2 separate regions of the Mus musculus genome follow, and region 1 is linked to region 2. The links are chromatin loops, found by intact Hi-C in ENCODE. Cell type or tissue: left cerebral cortex. All regions are shown on one strand. Each heading gives the region's core, and the rest is flanking DNA. Links, peaks and the distances in the headings are about the cores only.

The links. Hi-C counts contacts between places; a loop is a spot of excess contacts. Peaks named below come from ENCODE experiments on the same cell type or tissue, not always from the same donor. Only the 100,000 strongest peaks of a DNase experiment are listed, where the experiment ranks them.
Region 1: a loop joins it to region 2, with 7 times the contacts of the local background. A loop is called at or near these places in 2 of 42 quality-filtered maps.

The regions. Positions count from the first base shown.
Region 1 is chr8:12,384,548-12,392,004 of GRCm38, forward strand. Sox1ot (Sox1 overlapping transcript) reads left to right here and starts at 1,224. Exons shown (of 8, transcript NR_027975.2): 1 at 1,224-1,483. In left cerebral cortex, for the core only: no CTCF peak of the experiment used is centred there; a DNase peak (open chromatin) is centred at 2,853; H3K4me3 peaks cover 218 bases; H3K27ac peaks cover 115 bases.
Region 2 is chr8:11,954,436-11,961,892 of GRCm38, forward strand. It overlaps the pseudogene Gm18318. Among named protein-coding and RNA genes, the nearest start is that of Tex29, 120 kb to the left of the region's middle. In left cerebral cortex, for the core only: a CTCF peak has its summit at 2,769 (motif pointing right); DNase peaks (open chromatin) are centred at 2,768 and 4,026.

The sequences.
Region 1 (7,457 bases), core at 1,735-4,234, 430 kb after region 2:
CTTCCTACAGTTAGGGACCAAAGGGGAAAGAGAGACCTGGAAGCGAGGAGAAACTGAAAGCCAGACTTGAGCGGCTGCAGCCGGGCTCCTTCTCAGAGGTTCTCTCCTGAGCTGCATCCCGTCCCGGGCCGTTCACCCTGCTTAGCGGTGGGCTGGTCGGCAGCTCCAGCCTTGCAGAGGCCAGGGTCAGGGACCCGCCAAAGGAGGGGATTACAGAGTGTTGGGAGGGTCGTGCCCCCCCCCCACCCATGCAGACAGGCTGGCCACGCAATGGCTACTGCCCCTGAGAGTCCCGCCCCACTCCCTCTCCCTGTGTGCACCCTGACAGACTCCTGTCTGGGCGACTTTCTTTTTCTTTTTCTTTTTTTCTTTTCTTTCCTTTTTCTTCGTCTTGTCTTTTTTAACCTGAGAGCTTTGTGTTCACACACTGATCCTTAGACTCTGTCTTTCCTTCTGTTGCTGCCCTTGGTAGAGCGAGCACTGGAGGGGGGTGGGGTTGAGGAGCGCATCGTAGGAGGGGGGAAACCTGCCCTCGCTGCTCCGGGGGAGGCCTGGCGCAGCGCCCACGTCCAAGGTGTCCCCTCGGCGAGACAACAAAGCTCCAGCCGAGAGCAGAGCTGAAAAAAACCCACTGCGAGGACGCGGTGGGGGCGGAGGGGGCGCGCGGCTCAGATCCCGCGCAATGACCGCGCTGACTCAGGAGTGCGGGTGGGGGCGTCCCTCCTGCAAGAGGTAGGGAAAGCCGGAAAGCCGCTCCAGGTGACAGTCGCCGCCCGTGGGATGCCACAAGTGACTGCTGACAGGGATAGGGGGTGCCATCGTCTCTGGAGGAGGGGGAGGAATCCCTATGGTCCAAGGGTCCCGAACCTCTGCGGTCGGGCCAGCGGGAGGGGCGGCGGGCGCCGGCGAATAGGGAGCGGCGGGGACCCGGCTGGGGAGCGGCTAGAGGAGGGCGAGCAGCGGCTCCACCTCCCCGCTCGGCTCGGCGTCCCAGCTGCTCGCGAAGCAACGGCTCCCTTCTATTCACTGCCGAGCAGGAACAAAAACGCGGCTATTTATTAGAATACTTGTTTGGTATTGTTCAGTGCCACACAAAAGGCGCTTCATTATGTGGCGGGATCCCCCTTTTCCAGAGAGAAACAATAACCTGAAATTGTCTTGCGAGTCTTTTCTATCAATAATAAATTTCATTTTCTTGTCTCTCTCGCCTGCAGTGTGTGCGTCTGCGAGTGTGTGTGCCGAACGAGGAGCAAGGAGCTTGTGCGAGCGAGTGTGCGAGCGGGGGTGCGCGTGTGAGTGTGCGTGCGCGTGGCGCGGGCGCCGTCGCTGCTCGGAGCCTGGCCGGGCCGGGGTCCGCGGGCTTCAGCGCGTGCGCTTGGCCTGCGGGGAGCCCAGGTCCCACGCGGCCCGCAACCAGACAGGGCTGCGAAGGTGCAGGCGGGCCAAGCGCTGCGGACCCGGCGGGCTGCAGGAAGAACTAACTGTAAGTGTGTCTCGAACTCGCGCGCGGGGGCTCCACCGGCCGAGCAGGGATTGGTGGCGGGAGAGGCGCAAGGATGGACGCGGGTCTCCATCGATACTTTCCGGGAGGTTGTGCAGGGTGCTCGCAACCTGCTGGCCTCTGTGGAGAGTGGCCCGGTAAGGGGGGGGGGATGAGCTTCCGAGCGGTCTCGCGGGTCCATTGGTCATTTTCTTATCTGTAAGTTCACTCCTCCCCGGTCCTTAGCCTTTCGGATTGGCCACCGCCCAACGGCCCAACGCCTTGTCTAGGTGGATCGCCCTTCAAGATGGAGAAGAAGGGAGATCGAGCCCTGTGGCTACGGGGGCAAGATTTAGTGGGTGGCGGTACTCCTTCAGGTCGCCTGCCTCCGCCCCGCCCCCGGCCCTACCGAGGCCAGGCTGCGGGCTCTTTGCCACCACCCGAGGCAGCATCGAGAACTAAACCCACGGGTTGAAATTACCTTCAAAAAATTAACATGTTGAAGCGTGTGCCACTTAGTGAGAGGTGTTTTGGGCAAAGAATCAATTTTACTTTGACTGACCGACAGACTTGACTGTATTAATTCTGCTACAAAAAAAAAAAAAATCAATCAGCCGGGAGCCCTCTACTCGCAGAGTGCCTTTGGACCCGGTCCCTGCCCAGAAGCCGCACTGGCGCGGTGGAGGTCGTGCGCCGGCGAGAGGAGGACTCCCGCAGTCTGATCTTGAGGACTGCACGCCTCGAGGGCCCTCCCTAGGTAGGGGTGACCCTGGCATAAAGGCCCAGCCTAGGTGGTGGCGTCCTCCCTCGTCAAACGCACCATTAGGGTTTGGTTTGGGTTTTTGTTGTTGTTGTTGTTGTTTTTGTTTTTTGTTTTTAGTTAAACTTGTGCACACTCAGAAGTCTCTAGGACACCGCTGACCACCCTCATCTGCACCCTCTTTTACCCAGTTCCAGTAGCAGGCAGACGGAAGTAGTCAGCGTCTTTCAGAGGTGAAATGGATTTTCGGCACGGGCTAGAGTCGATGAGCGAGCAAGGCGGACAGACACATCATCGACCTAGGCAGGGACCAGACAGGCCGCCTCCACTGGCAGGAAACAGGTGTTTGAAGGCGATAGAGGCCTCCAGTCAATTAACCCATTAAAGGCCCGCTTTCTGCCATTGATTTCCTGCAGTGCGAAGCCCCCCCCCCCGCCCCGCCCCGCGTTCTGGATGCCCCTTTGTGGAAAGCTGGGCTTGGAAGGTAGCTGCTTTCATTGCACCCTGATAGGTTCAGAGGAGGTTTTTCCCTCCCGCTGGAGAGAAGAGTCCTACTTGGTCCTCAGTAGTTTTATCTCCTGCAGCTTGGCGGGTGGGTGTCGCTGCTAGGAAACACCCTCACTGGCCACAGGCCCAGTAGAGCTGGGGTGTGAACACTGACTGTGGTCAAATTCAGCATCCTCAGGAAAGAGGAAAGAGAGTTGTCCCCCTCCTGCACTCCGTCAGGTTTCCTCACCTAGGAGTTTTAGGACAGAGCAAGGCAGACCTTGTAGCACTACCTGAACAAGGACTCCCACGGGAGATGTTTGGGCGCTCAGTGAAGTTGAACAGAAAGCCACCAGGTGGCTTCCTACTGGGCCCTACTAAAGCGATTGAGCCTGGGAGTTAAAGACTGAGGAAGAGGCTGGAAAGGGTGACTGGGGTGGAGGGAAGTGGTCCCTCAGGAGAAACCTCCCACAGATGTTCTGCCTCCGAGGTTTGTAGTCTCACCCGCTGCTCCCAGCAATGAGCCCAACACTGCAGGACGGAGGGAGGGAGGGAGGGAGGGAGGGAGAGAGAGAGAGAGAGAGAGAGAGAGAGAGAGAGAGAGAGAGAGAGAGAGAGAGAGAATACTCCATGTGGCCGACCTGAATCCAGAGGGAGATGGGATGAGCTGTGTCCAGTCTGTCTTCCAGAAAAAGATATGCCTGAGCATTCAGTTAGACACGCAATTTTAGATATCTTGAAGACTGAACAGATAGGGTTCAAACACCCCTCTCCTGCTGCCTGCTAGGGTTCTTTGTCCTTCTGAAATCCAGGGTCAATGTCTGACCCAGAAGTAGCCCGTCCCTGAGGGAGAGATGAGGCATTTCTGGGGGACAGTAAGGGGTGCTGATCTGAGCCCTTAGCCAATTTTATAGAAAAATAACCTCTTTTTCCCTTCACTCCTAAGTTAGTACTCAAAGGCTACCGGAAACCCTACACATCTTATGTATCTATCCATCTATCTTTATCTTTATCTCTACTTCTCTGTCTCTCTCCATCTATGTGTCTCTCTCTGTATGTGCCTTTCTCTGTGTGTCCCTCTTGTCTTCTTTCTGCTCCTCACCTCTCCTCTCCACCCCTTTTCCTGGAGCTCCTTCCCAAAATGTCCTGAAGGGCGTCTGAGCCCTGGAAGGTGGCTGTGATCCTTCTCAACCCTCCTGTCCACAGTGTGCTGCTCCCAAAGGCTCCTGTGCACAAGCAGTTGTCAACAGGCCTCTCTCCCCAGGGAAATCTGATTTCTGCTGCTGGACCAGCTGCTTTGTATGTTTGCAAGGGGAAGATGAATGGCGTTCAGATGGGGCCAAAGGGTCCTCCATTAGCCCCCTCATAGAGCAGTAAAGCCCTTCCCACAGCCTGGAGATATTCTCGGACCTACTTTTCCCGTTAGCTACTTTCTGAAGTAAAGCAAGGCACATGACTGAAAGGGCTTGAAATTGTGTCAGAGTGATGTTTTAATCTCATTGAAAAGTGTATTAAAGGACAAGATGTGATTTATGTGAGCTGTTCCGATGAAAGGCGAGATTGGAGTGGATGGGTTTTCACTGGCGTGAACCTCCTGCCATGTTTATATTGCAGCCCGTGTAGCTAATCTAATTTGCAATAACTGGGATGGCCTGTAAGGGGAAAAAAGCATCTCTAGTTTCACTTTATTCCTCTTCATATAGAAATTCCTCATGACTTGTCTCCTCTTGTGAGCGGTGCCTTTTCTATTTGGGGGCTAAATGAGCGAGAATGTGAGAGAGGGCAGTCATACTCCAAATGTATGCTTCATGCACACATCCCTGGTCATGGACACCTTTGGGCCTGTTGAGCCTCGCTGTAGAGCTGAAACATTGTTTCAGGCAGAGTGAAAAGGTTAGCATCACCACCCCTATGTCTCAGCTCACCTTGCCTTCCACTCTCCAGGCAGAGCAGAATGCAGGCTTGGCTGCTTAGCCCAGAGTCTTGCTGTTAAAGGTTTCCTTGGGAATGTCCCTTAATCGGGCACTTTCTGTTCTCCCTGGTTTACCCTCTGCAAATTTTGATTTGAGCAGGCCGTGAAGCTCAACTGTTCAGAAAAGTTTGATCTTGTGCACAGGCTTTGCCTGGTCGTAGGGAAAAGCAAGCCCAACAGCACTCCCCTGGGAGGAGAGCTTTGAATCCTTATGATCACATCGAACTTAACCAGCATTCTTTATCAGGAAGACACAACATGCATTGGAAAATTACAACTTTTGCACAATGTAAAAAAAAAAGGTGTATTCAAACTGTTAATTACGGGGGGTTGAGTAAATGAAACTTTCACAGTGACCCATTTAATTTTGCAGTAATTGCTGACAAAATAAGACACGGATGAATCACAATACAGTATATTTATCTTGAAGGAGAATATTGTGCTGATGTAGTTAAACCAAAGAGTAAGAGAAAAATTAAGAACGGCGGCAGAAAATTTTAAAGTACATAAAAATCTCGCCCTGAAAACATCTGGGTTAAAACCGCAGAAAGTGCAGCTTCCGCCCGTGGCTTTTCTGAAAAGCGCAACCAAATTACAGAGACTATGTCTCTTCTCAGAACCCCAGGCTCACCGTGAGCCCTCTCCTCCGGCAGGGTCAGATTCTGACTCCCAGGCTTGAGCACAAATTTTGAGTGTACTAGAAATCTAGAGGCAAAAAAGAATGTAGGAAAGGCATTTCCAACCCAGGCAGAATGCGGCATCTGTCAGATGCCGGGTAGAGCCCCGATGGCAAGCTGACCCTGAAATAGCATCTCTAGCCCAGGCCCTACTTGGCAGAGAGAAAGGGAAGCAAGAGGAGGGGGGGGTCACAATTTGCTTCGCAGGCAAGTGCAAACGGATTTTTTTTTTTTTTTTTTTTTTTGCTTCCCCTTCTTTTGCAGGAAGGGAAGCGGGCCCACACCCTCTAATTGTTAACCTTCTCCTTTAGCCCAAGGCCAAGTACCCGCTCAGCCAAGAGTTGGAAAGGGGAAAAGACATTGGGCACAAGCCTGGGCACCCACTAGAGCTGCCCTTTTTCGATCGGCAAGGACACATGGGTGCGGACAGCCTCCGGTGCCACCAGCGCCCGGCGCACCCAGGGTACCTGCGGAGGGTAGAGTTGCTTCTGTCGAGTGTGAGTGCCAGGGGCGCTGTGGACACCCAGCCGGCACTCGCGATGGGTGGGAACCCAGGCAGCACTTGTCTTTTCAAAGGCCACTGGATGGAAAGCCTTAGCGGCTGCTTGGGTGCTCAGCCCTCCTTGCAGGCATGGGTTGGGACCCAGTAGAGAGATTCGGAATCGGGTGCCCAGGTGTACTCGCAAAGTGGGTCTGCTGAAATTCTTGTCAGAAAATTTCACGCGACGAAGCGGGCGCGCTCGGTTCCAAACCCGCGAGGCCTGGCACCCGGCGGCGGTCCAGCCTCGCTGGCATCTCAGTCGCCTCTTCCCTAGTACCCGCAGCTCCGGGGGAGAGAGGGCTCGATGCCCCCTTGGGTTCCAGGCTTTCCTCCTCTCTTTCATTCATAAACCTGGTGGCTACAGACGCAGCTTGAATATTGACGTCTCTCCCCCGACTGCTCCGCCGTTAACCCAATTACAGAATTCATCAAGAACTGTGTTGAATTATCTCTTTCCATACAGTATCAGCATTAGCCTAATTAAAAGCTATAATGTCTGATATAATGATTAAATCGTTAGCTCTGCTGTAGGGAAGCAATATTTTGTTTTCCCTTCAATTAGAAGCTGATTGAGGTTTTCAGAGCAGGTCAGCTGTGAAATTTGAATTATATGTGTGAGTACTGCTCACAGGGTGAGCCCCTACTCGAAGCTCCCAGAGATTCTCCGAATGCTTCCACCCAGAGAGCCGGGAGGCAGGCACGCACACATAGTGCAGCTCCGGATTGTGTGTGCCGGTCGCCACGAGAACGGCTGGAACCGGAGCCTGACAGCCTAGACTTTATTTTCCCACAGGCGCTGTTACAAGCGGCTCTCTAAACTCAAAGAGAGTTTTTGCTTTTAACCTGAGAGCGACTTAGGAGAGCTCGGTTCTGTGAGATGCTCATAAAGACACTGATCGTCCAAAGTTCCTTATTTGCTAGTGACTCTCTTCCTTCGACTTTCCCCCCTTTATCCGTTTTGTTTCTTTCCCCTTTTAAACAAACCAGCAACAACAAACTAACCACACAAATTTGAATTTGGGTCCTTTTTGGTGTTTGGGAAGATCCCTCCTCCCCAAGTTAGCCCAGGCTGGGCCCCATGAAATCGGCTGAGAGGGCTTGGAGACGACCCAGGAGAAAAGATGCCCCCTTAGAGACCCGGGTCAGAGGCGCGCGCTGAAAAGCAAACACCGAACTGCGGGCCGTCAACCCTCCAGTGACGCTGTGGTAGCAGTAGTTGGGCGAGGGGCGCCTCCCGCCCCACAGGTGAAAGCCCGTGGTGCTCAGCTCCGCGAGGACAGAGAGGGTGGTGGCGGCCAGCAGACGGCGATCGCGGCCCGCGCCGCTACAGGGTCCACACTGACAGGCCTAGGGGCTTCGGGCCCAGTGCGCAGCCCTCTACTCCCTGCAGCAGGTCCTGAGACAGGGACTCCCAGCCTCTCAGATCCACTCTGCTTCCATTCCGCCCTGAATCTGCGCCTCCTGTTGGCCGAGATGGCCTCAAAGACCTCTTCCGACGTTCTTTATCTCTCCTAAGTTTTCTCTGCTGCTTCTTCCTCCTG
Region 2 (7,457 bases), core at 1,823-4,322:
GGAATTACAGCATGCTGCAGTACCTGACATTAGTGTGGGTGCAGGGGATAAAACTCAGTTACTCACACCTGTGTGCCAAACACCTTTCCTACCGAGCCATCAATTCTGTTGGTCTCGGTGTGGGCATCGATTATTGTGTGACTTTTCTTGAGAGTCTAGATAGAGAGGCCAAAGAAATAGATCTAGTCAAGCTCAACGTGCTGAGCTAAACCAGTGGCAGCCCTCACAGGGCTACTTCAGGAGCATGCGTAAATTACCTAAAGGTGACTGCATCACCAAAAGGCCCATCCCAGTCCTAAGATACAGCCTTGGTCTGAAGCTCATGGAGTTCACTTCCCAGTGAACCCTCTGCAGAGAGAAAGAGAGGCCCATGGCTTCCTGGAAAGAGACTCTTGGGTAGAGAAGGACCCAGGGCCCTTGTGGGGGAAGGACGCACGGCTGATAGGTCCAGTGTCAGGATGGACCCAGGCCTCAAGAGAAGCCAGGAAAATAGTGATGGGAAATATGAAAGGGCGAGGTGGGCATGTTCTCTCAGAGCAACCTGCGTGGAGAGCTGGTATTGATGTGTTTATAAAAAGAGAAAGAGAAAAGGGGGGATATGTTCTATGGAGGTATGGGGGAAGGGGGTGCCTCAGTGGGCCCATGCCAAGGCGTCCCTTCCCCCTGAGGGACCGGCCACATGGTAGTATAGTATAGAATAGAGTTTATTCAGGGTATGGGGAGGGAAGTAGAGGCAGAGAAAGGCAGAGAAGGAGAGAGTAGAGAAGTAGAGGCTGGCCATGAGCACATGGGGAGAGACGGGGTGGGGGGGTGGCGGGGGAAAAGGAATGGGGAAGTGACAAGGGGACAGAGTGGGAGCAATAAGGGAAGAACAAGAGGGCAGGAGAGATAGGAGGGGGCAAGCAGCCCCCTTTATAGTGGGTCAGGCCCAGACTGTTGCCAGGTAACTGTGGGATGGAGCTTAGACAGAATGCTAACAGGTATTCCTTGTAAACGCAGTTGTTGATGTCCACATCTGTGCTGTGAATACCAAGTGGGCTGGTCATAGTAGCAGCCCTGTGTAGGGCAGAGACAGGCCCAAGCAGCCAGCCCCACCATCTTTCTACAGGACCCAGATCTGAGCAGGCAGCTCCATGGCCTTAGGACGTATCTTAGCAGGCAGCTGGCACCGCTAAGGACTCAGAGTAGGGAGGGTGGAGCCAGGCTTGATCAGAGCCCTCCAGCTGACCAGAGGTGCCTTGGGATTTTCTTCATCTACTTTAGAAGTCTGGGAATCCAAAGATAAATTCCAAATGTTGAATCCCAGTGGAATCAGGGTGATACCATGGGAGGGATATGGTGGGGTTCTCTGCATGTAGCTGTGATGGGGGCTGGAGATGAGTTGAGTCGACAGTTCTTTCTTCCATGGCCCCTTTCTCATGTGTGTTCTAATGTAAATGTCACAGCATTATTGTAAACCACCCAGAAAGGCTTTACATGCGAGCAAGTGACCACAGTAGTCATGCCATGAGCACCCACCCCTGTGGTCTGACTTAAGTGCATGAGTGGAGGTAGGGACAGCTATATCCAGGCTGTTTGCTCTTTGGGTCACCTGTTTATTAACATATCTTTCATAGTGGATTGGAATGTGTTGTCCTTTAGTCTGAGAGTATCAATCACGGCTGGGCTACTGGTCATGGGAACTTCTTTCACTGTAACATGGTGCCAGTATAGACATAGGTGTGTGCGCTGCACCCTCTCAGGATTCCACCAAATGCCTGACTACATGTTCCCATGATGCTCGGCATGGCTGGTGGGACATCCTGTCCATCCTGTCCATCCTGTCCCGGTGTGAGCCTTTCCCCATCAGCTCAGCTCCCTCCTGCCTTGTGAGGGGCAGAGGCCCCGGGGAATCCCTACTCCAGATAAGTTTCTCAAAGGCTTCTGTTGCTATGGGAACGCTACTGCTGGCCGCCAGGGTGCTGGGTCTGAGACCTGATCCACAGGGTGTTGTTCACAGGGGATAGGACGTGGTTAGTTCTGTCTGCTCACTAGAGGAGGGGGCAGTGGTGGACTCTAGGGCTCTGGTGGGCCTGTATGTCCGTCCCTGTCAGGTCCTGAACGTCCCCCCTCCTCCCTGTCACTCAGAGCCACAGTCTGTGGTGTGGACATATTAAATCTAGAACCGATCTTTCTGCTTTAGCTGGAAATTGTGAACACTTTTTAAAAAAGATTAAATTTCTGGCTAGCATACAAAGAAATGGGCTTCCTTGCTATGGCCTCATGGAGAACCATTTTCTGCTTTGCTTTTATGTATCCACCCCTCTCCTGGGCCTCTTCTCTCCCTCCTTCTGATCTCCTTCCCCAGTCTGCAGCCACATCACGTCTTCATTTAGCATCCCTGTTTCTCTCCCCTCCCTTAAGATCTCTTTCTCTACTTTTGGAGTCCCTTTTCTACATTCATGTCAATTTATCTCTCTGCCTACCTATCATCCATCTATCCATCTATCCATCCATCCATCCATCCATCCATATATCCATCTATCCATATATCCATATATCCATCCATCCATCCATCCATCCATTCATATATCCATTCATATATCCATCCATTCATATATCCATCCATTCATATATCCATCCATAAATCCATCCATAAATCCATCCATAAATCCATCCATCCATCCATCCATCCATCCTACCTACCTACCTACCTATCTAAACAGGTATACATTTAAATCAATTTTTTACAGAGTGAAGTTTCTCGTCTGGCCACCAGATGTCAGCATAATTCCTCTTAAAATAAATGTGCAGCAGGGCCAGTTGATAGTGAGCAGTGATGGCTGGAGCTTGGTCTCTTAGGAAGCAGGAAGGGGACTGGGCTCATGCGCACCCTGTCCCTAGGTTCTGGAAAGCTCCAAAGGGTCCTCAAGTCACCTGTCTTGCAATTATGCCAAGCTCTGGGCACTTGTCATGCTGGCACTGAGCAGAAGCAACTGTGAGGGTGAAGAGTCTGACGCAGGAGCCCCTCCCTCTAATGCAGGAGCCCCTCCCCTGCTTCTCCCAATGTACATCTTCCTCACTGCCCTCTGTCACTTGCTTCCATAAATACTAGGAGCCCCTCCCCCAACTCCTACCACATCTGCCACAGCTTGGTTCACCTTGTCCACTTTAAGCTAGAGACAGGGATAATGGACTGTGGGAATGGGCATGGGGTCCCGTACAGAGTGGGAATGCCTGGACTGGAGTGAGAGAGGCAGATAGGCCTCACAGGCAATCCCCACATTCCTGATCTGTCATGATGTCTGGTTCTAGATTGTTCTTTATTGCTCGCAGCAAGTTTTCAAACAGCGTAACCGGAAGCACATGAGTCCGCTGACTTCAACAGTATTGTATAAGTACCCACAAGACTGACCTAGTCCTCGACCGCTAGCAATGGTGGGCTGTGCTGTCCCAGCCCCGAGGTGGGGAGGGAAGCGGGATGACTAAATGGCCAGAGTTTACAGCAATCACAACTGGCTCCAAACTCTGACCTGCTGGCTATCAGTCACCCTAGAAAGTTTGTCAGCCATTCCTTTACGCCTCTCTAAAGCAGCCGTGGTAGTGGGTCTGAGCACAGTCATAACCTGAAGGAGGGGTGTGTAGGAGAGAAAGTCCAAGCAGGGGTGAAGCTGGTCATGCTGCAGCTGCCAGCCACTGGCCTGGCTGCTCTGAGGATGCCCAGGGGCTCTACATACAAATCTCCTGAATAGAAACTGGTTATTGGAGTACTCATATAGCAATAAAAAACAGACTTGCCCAGCAGTGAGCTGGCTCTGAACTTGAGGTCTCAGGGGCTGTAGAAGGGAGCTGGGTCACAGTGCATATTCTGGGAACACCCCACCCTCGGGCCCAGGTCCTACCCGAGGTGTCTGCCTTTGGGGGATGGACAGCCTTGCAGGGTCTGTGCTCATGCAAGATGATGGAGTCCCCAGTGGCCGAGTCCTCCTGGGCTGGCCATCTGCCCTGGGCTCTCTACAGCCCCTGGCTACCTGCAGCAATGGGAGTGAGCACAGAGAAACCTGCCTCCTCCTCTCCTGGAGCAGTGAACCGATCTCTCTGATATGAATGCCAAATCAAACCCTGAAATAGCACCTAAGCCGAGGATGAGGTATTTTAGGAATAATATAATCACACCAAAAAAAAAAAAAAATCCAAATGCATTTTCTCTCTTGCCTCTCTCCTTAGCTTCACCGTTTCAGACTCACAGAGTGTTTTGGGTTTGTTTTGATTTACTTTTTTTTTTTTTTTTGTTCTGGTTTTGAGGAAAGGAAATTTTTACATTAAAATCTCTGGCAGTGTCTTCTCTCCTCCTTTGGTGACAATGAGGCGCTGTTCTCTGGGAAGAGAGAGCTTTGTCCTTCGAGCTCCTGCAGCTTTGTCCTTGCAGCTGAGCTGCAAGAAGCCATTAGACCTTCCTGTTTCTAGTCTGGGCTAAGCTGGGTAGGACAGGGAGTCCTGCGGGGTGACTGTGAGCAGTGGTATTAGGATAGCTGCCCCTGGCCAGGGTCCCTGGGTTGTGTGGTTAACAGGAACCAGGTCACCTTAGAAAGGGGATTTGTGGGACAAAGCCAGAGCCAGTCTGTCCTAGTGACCCTAGAGTGGGTAAGGCCCCGGGCAGTGTAGGTAAGATGTGCGGAACAAGCAGGGTAGATGCATCTCTTCCCTCTGAAAAGGTGAAGCTTCTGGAACCTTCTCTCAGGTCTTAACCATGTTCTTTGCAGTTCCACAGGAACATGCATGTCCCTCAGGCTGGTTTTCCCTCTGGGGTGTTGGATGTTTGTATGCTGACATCTCAGAATTTTATGGAAAGGCTGACTTTAGGCACAGGTAACAAAATAACACAACAACAACAACAACAACAACAACAAAACCAAGACCTCAAGCACTTCATTTTCTGGAGACCCATGGGAACATGATGAATAATCTTCATTATTGAAAATTCAATGTTGTACATAAATAAAACCATAGGGGTAAAAAAGTTATTCCTTCCTGGGAGACCTGGTTTTGGCAGCCTCTTGGGGAATGTTCTCTGTGCATCTCCAGAAATATTAAATTTGTAAACATTTAAAAAAAATACAGTGTGAAGAACTAAATGAACTCAACATACAGTCATTTTGTTTTCATAATCACTAAATGGGAAGTGGATGGAGATGGTTTCCTGTTGAAGGACTACACTTCCCAGCTTCCCTTGCTCACTATGGCGGTCATACACTTCCCAGCTTCCCTTGCGGACAATGGAGGCCATTTTTGTCCTTTTCTGCTCCTATGAGGTTGCGTTTCATCTCCACCCCCCCCCCCCTTAGGTGTTTTGGTAACTGTGGGTGACAAAATGCTCCCCAGCTGTGAATAAACGTGGTCCTACCTAAAGTCAGACCATGCCTCTCTTTATGATTTGCTTTTTAAAATAGTCTAACATATTATGGTGCAGAAACCTGGGATGTGAAAGCTAAGGCTATTAGTGAGGCAAGACCCCCATGGACCAATCTCCCTGGCTCTCACATGCTGTCTGGCCCAGTAGGGCCACCATTTCTCTCAGCCTTTTCTTCTCACTCTCTGTCTCTGCCCTTTCTCCCTCACTGAACTGCCCTTATACAGTCTGATCTAGGTGAGAAGCCCTGCTGTGTTCATCCACCATTCTTCTTCGTGCAACATAGCAAAATGCTGGGGCAGGGTATTCTGTTGGACCTGAAACGGAGGTGCTCTGGTTAGGTTCAGAGTTCACTGGAGCTTAGGTCACTGGGATTTTCCTAAGACCCACTTACTTGGTTGAAGGCGTTGGAGACGTCACTAGCTGTGAGATTACTCATTCCGCTGAAAGCCCTGACAGCCTTCTACCGACCCAGGATTGTATAGGTGGGGGAAGGCCATTATGTTACAGCTGCAGTTTTGTCTTCTCCAGCTGTAGCGAATATGTAACACAACTGCACATTGACCTCTGTTTGTCCTTGGTCATGGGTCCAGCCATGGGTTCCAAATATTAGGTACCAAAAGACACTTCTTTGGCCTGTTTGAGAGCTAAGGTAAAGACGCTCAAATTTAGGAGACTTGAGACTGGTGACTGCCTTCATCCTTCAGTACAAAGATGGCTCTGTATATATTAAATAAATGGTGTCTGCTGGCCCAGATTTGGAATGTTTGATTTCTAATATCTAAATGGATTTAGGTAACTCCATGAGGTAGAATGACAGCGTGGTCCACCCCTACACTGTACAACTCATCGGTGACTTTACTCTTTCTCAAGGCTCTGGATTACACCCACACCCACAGCCAGAACGCTCACCATTTCTCTTGGTCCTGCAAATTTGAATCTTCACAGAACTCTCTTGGCTTATGTTTTTGGCTACTTCTGTGTCTGCCCCTCCAAATCTGGAAAATCTTGCTTGTATCTTTGGGTTTTGTTTGTTTGTTTCATTTCCATTTTTTTTTCTTTAGAGGGAGTGAATTTCCTTTGGGTGGGGGTATATTGAATGTTTTATGGACAAGAAAAAAACTGCACTAGAACCACCATTGTCTTCTTCCTTTTCCTCTTTCTTTTCTTGCTTCTTTCAGCCTTGACAACTCCCCTTTCCACGGCATTAGGTTTTCATTTAGCTCTGTTGGCAGTGATATCCTTTTCACATTTTTCCTTCAGCTCGACAAACTTCTTCTCATAGTGCTGTGCTATTCCACATGGCTCCCAGTCTTTGCAACATCATTGGTGGGCCAGACAGGATGTTCTCCTCTGATTTTTTTGGGCAGTCCTCAGAACAGAACAAGAAGAAGGCGGAACGACGCCTCCTGGGGTACATTGGGGTCCTCGTTCTTCCTTTTGGTCTCCCCTTTGGGGGGTTGTAGGTTTTCATTTCTCTCATAATGAGCCTTGTCAGCTTTTGCCATGCCTTCAAATTTCCCCTTCCTTTAACAGAGGTGGTCTTCCACCTCTCTGAGAACGTCTTACAGAACTCCGAGGAGCTGACGGAAGTCTGCCATGCTCCTTCTTGTGCTCCTCCTGGCAAGATTGCACAAAGATATGTATGAAGACACTTTTCCTGTCCACTTCTTAGGATCTCTTTTGCCCATGTTTAGTTAGTTTCCTCTGCAGAGTTGCCCATTGCTGATCCAGCTCGCTTGCCCTGCCACTGTATGGAGCTCAAAGGCTGTGAAGGTCGAAGGCATATGCAGTCTCATCTCTCCCTGCTCTGTAACATTCTCCTGCTTGTATCTGTAACATGTAAGAGGTAAAAGCATTTCATGGCGTCTGCTTCCCTTCACTGACACAAACTGCTTATGGATGTGTGTATCACTGGGTTCACTCTTACAGATTCAAATGCCTTTCGGGTGTGGATAATTTCGAAAAACTGTTGCATGCAGTTCTGCTCTCCGGAAAGTCAGGCTCAGGAGTTGGATTTTGGCCTGTCTCCTCCAGACCAAAGCACGTTTGTTGAAAAGTTTCCTCC